Regions from separate parts of the Homo sapiens genome. Here region 1 is linked to region 2. A link is a loop called in an ENCODE intact Hi-C map of the cell type or tissue named here. Cell type or tissue: heart left ventricle. All regions are shown on one strand. Links, peaks and the distances in the headings refer to the core of each region. The heading gives the core; the rest is flanking DNA.

Evidence for each region. A loop is a pair of places that touch in the nucleus more often than their neighbours do. Peaks named below come from ENCODE experiments on the same cell type or tissue, not always from the same donor. Only the 100,000 strongest peaks of a DNase experiment are listed, where the experiment ranks them.
Region 1: it touches region 2 in a loop (4-fold over the local background); 15 of 110 quality-filtered maps call a loop at or near these places.

The regions. Positions count from the first base shown.
Region 1 is chr1:168,103,498-168,106,415 of GRCh38, forward strand. GPR161 (G protein-coupled receptor 161) reads right to left here. Exons shown (of 6, transcript NM_001375883.1): 2 at 980-1,397. The coding sequence starts at 1,353. Among named protein-coding and RNA genes, the nearest start is that of GPR161, 32 kb to the right of the region's middle. In heart left ventricle, for the core only: no CTCF peak of the experiment used is centred there; no DNase peak of the experiment used is centred there.
Region 2 is chr1:168,320,447-168,323,364 of GRCh38, forward strand. No RefSeq gene overlaps it. Among named protein-coding and RNA genes, the nearest start is that of TBX19, 41 kb to the left of the region's middle. RefSeq lists an enhancer at 545-839. In heart left ventricle, for the core only: a CTCF peak has its summit at 1,642 (motif pointing left); no DNase peak of the experiment used is centred there; H3K27ac peaks cover 220 bases.

The DNA.
Region 1 (2,918 bases), core at 230-2,729, 220 kb before region 2:
GCAGCCACAAAGAGCTGCCAGATTCCAGCCTCAGGTCTAGGTGCAGTCTGTGCTCCCAGTGGACAGTTCCACTACCACTCATCGACTGAAAAACTGACAGTCTCAAAAAAGCCCGGGGACTTGTGTCACCCAGTGACAATATCCCTGGCTAGCCCCACTCTGTGTTTTCCCTAACCCCACTACTTACTCTCCTCCCCAATTCCTGGTAAATGACACAGACCTTGAATCTATCCTCCCTGTCCTCATGAAGCCCAACCTGTGCCTGTGATGAACGCAGTGGCCATTAGCAAAATTCTAATAAATGCACTCATTTGTGGGAAACTCGCTGCCAAAGCCCACAAGACTTGTACAACTAAATCTGACAGCATAATGCGGGACCCTGAAGAACCCGCGAGATGCTGCTTAGGAACATCAGCTGCGCCTGACCTCCCCGTGCATCAGCTACGTTGAGGGCGGGAGCAGCCGAGTTTCCAAATGCACACGGCCTCTCCCCGGTGTCACTGCCTGTATTCTCTGGCTGTCTTCCTTCCCCCTGCTCTCCTTTCAGTCCTGGACTGTGGGCAGTGAGGGTGTTCCCTGTTCGGGCTGCACTAGTCAACACCAAAGCAAGACAGAGCAGGGGTCACACTGGGAGAAAGAGAAGCAGAGTCAGAGGCCCTGGACCCAGTGCTGCCCGGAACTGAAACCTGCCTTGGCTTCGGCTTCTTCATCTACAAACCAAGAATCAGAGGTTTCTACAATGTTTTATTTTAGGCGATGGAAGCTCTTTTTAAAATATAATATTGTATGTAACATCCACAGACAAAACGAGATGTGCTTTGGTTGAAGAGATGGCTCCAGAGGCAGAACTCCACCTGGTCATCCTCCCCCAGCAAGGGCCCCTGACACTCTCCAGGGAACTAAGGCAGTCAGAGGGACACTGCACCAGATGAGCGCCCGTCAGTAATCCCTCAATTCTCTAAGTCTGAGGCATGCTTACCGGTCGATGGCAATGACCCCGAGGGTTAGCATGCTGGCAGAGCTGATCAGCAGGTAGAGGAGGGCAGAGAAGTTGCACCACACTACACCAAAGATCCATTCCCTGCGGATGGAGCTCGTCACCACAAAAGGCAGCACCAACACGGACAGCAGGAAGTTGGACAGAGTCAGGCTGAAGACGAACTTGTTGCTGAGGGTGAGGAGGTAGGACTTCTTGTACAAGGTGACCACGATGACCAGGTTTCCCAGGCAGACAAAAATGGTGATGACAATGATGGCGATGAACTGGGTGATGATGACGCCCCCTTCGCCACCCTCCTCCTCAGTGAGATTACTCAGCTCCTTCCTGCAGCTGAGGGAGGAGTTGAGGCTCATGGTCAGTGCACCTCGGCGTGGGGTGGGCAGAGCATGCTGGACGACTGGAAAGATAAGGCAGGACCAGGGGACAGGAAAAGATTCATCAAATCACATCGTCTCCACCTTAGGGAAGAAAGGCTTAAAGGGGTTAAGTGCTACGCCTCAGATCACCCAGCTAGTACAGACTCTCAGCGGGTCTTCCCCACGTAAGCGCTACATAAGTGGGCCATTTTCTACAACCATGTGTGAAATTCATTACATCCCCCTGACCAATTTCTTCCTCTGGTCTAACCCATCCTATCCATTTTCCCAAGACCAGTGGTTCAAAACCTTTAATGTGCTGAAGAATCGTCTGAAGTGCCAGTTTAGAAAGCTGATCCTTGAGCTCCACCACTAGAGGTTCTGGGCGCAGAGATCACAGGCACAACCTAGGAATCTGCATTTTAAACAAGCAGGCTGGGGCAGGGGGCAGGGGGCTGTTACAAGTGGTCTATGGGAGACACTCTGCAGACTGCTGTGTTTAGACCCTGGCTACTCAGGGTGGGCCCTGAACCAGCAGGATCACCATCACCTGAGAGCTCACTAGAGAGGCAGAACCTCAGGCTCCGCATCTCCATCTCACGGAATCAAATCTGCATTTTAGCCCACCGCCAGTCAGTTTTGGTGCACATTACAATTTGACTGTAAGATTCTCATGGGAATTGTTCTGAGCTCCCTAAGCAGGGATTAATCAGGTACAGTTTATATGGGGACGTCATTACTGTTCTCATCAGACACGGCGAGGGAGGGCAAGCACTAACTGTAAATGGGGAAGTAGAGGCACCATTTGAGGTCTTGGCCCACAGACATCACTGTCTATAAGGTGCAGTCCCTGCCCTCAGGAAACTGGCTTGGGATCTTGGCTAAAGCCGCAGGTTGACACATGTTAATGTTAAATCCTACAGACTAATGTTTCTCCAAAACTCTTCATATACTTCAGTTAGCCAAAAAACCCCACAGATCACTTTCCCCACCTGCTCTCATTCTCTGCACACAGAAGACACCAAAAAGAAAGGAAAGATCGCTTTCCACGATCAAGACAAAAACTCTGCTGCCTAAACTGCCTACACACAGCAGCGGGGCCATCCTCACAACCCTCGTGGTGGATCCGCTGCCTCTACTCAAACACTCTTTGGCCAGAGGGAGTGCATGGGTTAATAGGGCAGCCCTTCCCCTCACCAGCAGTCCTAAGTGCCAGAGAGAAAGCTTCCCTCATAGTGAGCTGTATAGTGGTTTCCAGACCTTTCACTAACTCAGCTTCCCTGCTTTGTATTTGCTCTCAGATGTCTATGACTCTCTTGATTTGCGGTCCCCAAAATTGAACACACCATTCTGGATGTATTTTGATAAGTGTCAGGTCCAAAGGGGCAATTATCTCCATGATCAGAATAATCCCCTTCTACTATTCACTCTAAGAATACATTTTCTGGAGGCAGGGCGCAGAGTGGCTCACACCGGTAATCCCAGCACTTTGGGAGGCCCATGTGGGCAGACTGCTTGAGCTCAGGAGTTTGAGAGCAAGCCCGGGCAACGTGGCGAAACTG
Region 2 (2,918 bases), core at 275-2,774:
AGAGAGGATAAGATATAGGGACCATTGATACTTTCTTGTCAGTGCCTCAGACTGAGGGGCTTCCTGGGATATAGGCATTTCAATTTAAAATTTCAATTTAAATGGAATAAACTTTCCATTAATTTCCATTTATTTCCAATAAAATTTCCATTTCAATTTAAAATGGAGACAGCCTGGATTTTCCCAGGATGAGTTGGTCAACCTGTAACATTGGACGCGTACTTGTGGAGTCCAGAATCCTGCTGTGTTGACCACATGGGGAATGAATATTTTTCTGAAAAGAGATAGGGCAGAGATGAGCAGAGAGAGTAGAAAAGCTAACAGCTGGCCTTAAATTCCTACGGTTGCACTTTTCTTAGCATCTTGTAGGTGGGTCTATTGTTTAGCACAATTATTTACAGAAGGCAAACTGTTATGTAGAGCAGCTAGAAGCATTGGTTGCAGTAAAAGCAGCTGTTTTATTTCATCGTAGACAATCCTGTTTATCTCTCCCAGCCCAATCAAATGTACCCCGCCAAATACTTGGCTATGATCTGAGACCTAGGAAAATAGCATGTGATCTCTGTCTCTCACTTTTTTTTTTGGCATGTGATTTTAAGATTTTCATCTTTAAAGTTATTGTAAAACTCAAGGCCCAGAGCATGGCCCAGAACTAGTGGGAGTTCACAAAACAGATCAAGAATCAGAGTTGGTGAGTCATGCAGGCTCACAGCACTCTGAAACACAGGGATAGGGCTTACTCATCAGTTCAGACATTAGGCGTTCCAAAGGAGGTCCTGGGGGTGTGGTGATGACATTGCCCAGGATCAATTATTTAACTGTTGTTTAAGAGGTAGGAACCTCATCAATGGGTTTACATAGGGAGGAGATAGGAAGTAGAGAAAGCAAAGCGTTCTTCCAGTGCCCTGATCTCTTTCCATGTGGGCTAGTGCCTCATAAGTCCAGAGAGGTTACACTATACGTGGGATAAGGGTAGAATAAGGGCTTGGGGAGCACTTTTTTCTTTCTTTCTTTTTCTTTTTTTTTTTTGAGGCAGCCTGGGCTCTGTCACCCAGGCAGGAGTGCAGTGGTGTGATCTCAGCTCACTGCAACCTCTGCCTCCAGGGTTCAAGTGATTCTCCTGCCTCAGCCTCCCAAGTAGCTGGGATCACAGATGTGCTCTACCATGCCCGGCTAATTTTTTGTATTTTTAGTGGAGACTAAAAATACACCATGGGGTTTCACCATGTTGGCTAGGCTGGTCTCAAACTCCTGACTTCAGGTGATACACCTGCCTTGGCCTCCCACAGTGCTGGGATTACAAGTGTGAGCCAGGCAGCACTTTCTTGAATGTTCTCAGAGTTGTACATAAACCTGAGACATCAGCAACTTCATAAGTAAGGTCTTTGGTATACGCAGAATTTTATATACACTTAGGGTAATTTTTGGGAGGTGAAGAGAAAAAGTGAGGGGAAGGGATCCATAGCTTTTATTAGATTTCCAGTGGGATCCATCATCCCCCCAAAATTAAAATCTACTGCTCTATATGTTCTTCGAATGATATGCTCAGCTCATAACTCTAAGTTTCTATGTAAGTGCTAAGAGCTTATAAATATTCTCCAGCTAGACCTCTTCTCTTGATTCTGGATTCCATGTATACTACACTACCACCTACAGGACATTTCCACTCTGTGTCCTATGGGTGCCTCAATGTCAACACACCTAAAACTCAATAATGGCTTCTCTTTCTATATTACCCATTATAGATGATGGTAGATGAATGACATCACCATTTACCCAGGTACTTAAGTCTCTTTCTTTCATTTGCCACATTTGATTAGCCACTAAGCCTGGTCTCTGCTACCTCAGAAATACTTTTCAATTTAACCCTACCACTTCCTTCTCTCAGTCTCAACTGCTACATCCCTCCTGTAGCCAGAAATGAAAATCACAGTAATAAGCCTTGCACCCCAACTGAGAAAATACTTTAAGTCACAATAGCCTAAAGTTCTAGCAGATTGAGAAATGACCACCTCTTATAACTTACCAAAGTACTGTCTTGCAGAGATACTAATATATAATACCTTAAAATACCTTAGACAGCTGTTCACTTATGTCTAACAAAATAAGTTAGAATTTATTTTGAAATATAGGTGAATCTTTTGTGTATCCAAAGACCAACTTTAGGCTCCTTTGTGAGTTTTGGAGCCAAAGAGAGGAAGCCTGGAATGGAGGCTCCGTTGGCAAAAGGAAATAAGGTTCTAGAAATGCCACTGTGTAAGGGCCTGGGTGAGTAGAGATTTATTTATTTTTTAATTTTATTTTCTAAATGATGAATAATAATTGTACATATGTATGGGGTACACAGTGATGTTTTGATACGTACAAGGTAAAATGATCAAATCAGAATAATCAGTATATTCATCATCTCAGACATTTATCATTCCTTTGCGTTGGGAATGTTCAGTATCCTCTTTTTAGCTATTTGAAACTATATAATACTGTTAACTATAGTCAACAGTGCTCTAGTACTCTAGAACTCCTATCTAATATAACAGTGCCGCAATGAACATCCTTGTACATTTCTCTGGTGAACATACATGAGAGTTTCTGCAGGGTAGATACCTCCAAGTAGAATCCCAGACTTAGAATACGTGTAGCTCAACTTTTGCAGGTATTGTTCAATTGTTCTCTAAACTGGTTGCATCAATTTACAATGTAAGCAGTAATAAATAAGTTTCCAATCTTGCTATCACCCTGTGTTACAAAGCTACATCATGTGTCCCACCACGCCCAACTAATCTTTTTTATTTTTCGTAGAGATGAGGATCTCATGATGTTGACCAGGCTGGTCTCAAACTCCTGGGCTTAAGTAATTCTTTCACCTCGGCCTCCCAAAGTGCTGGGATTACAGATGTGAGCCACCATGTCTGGCAATA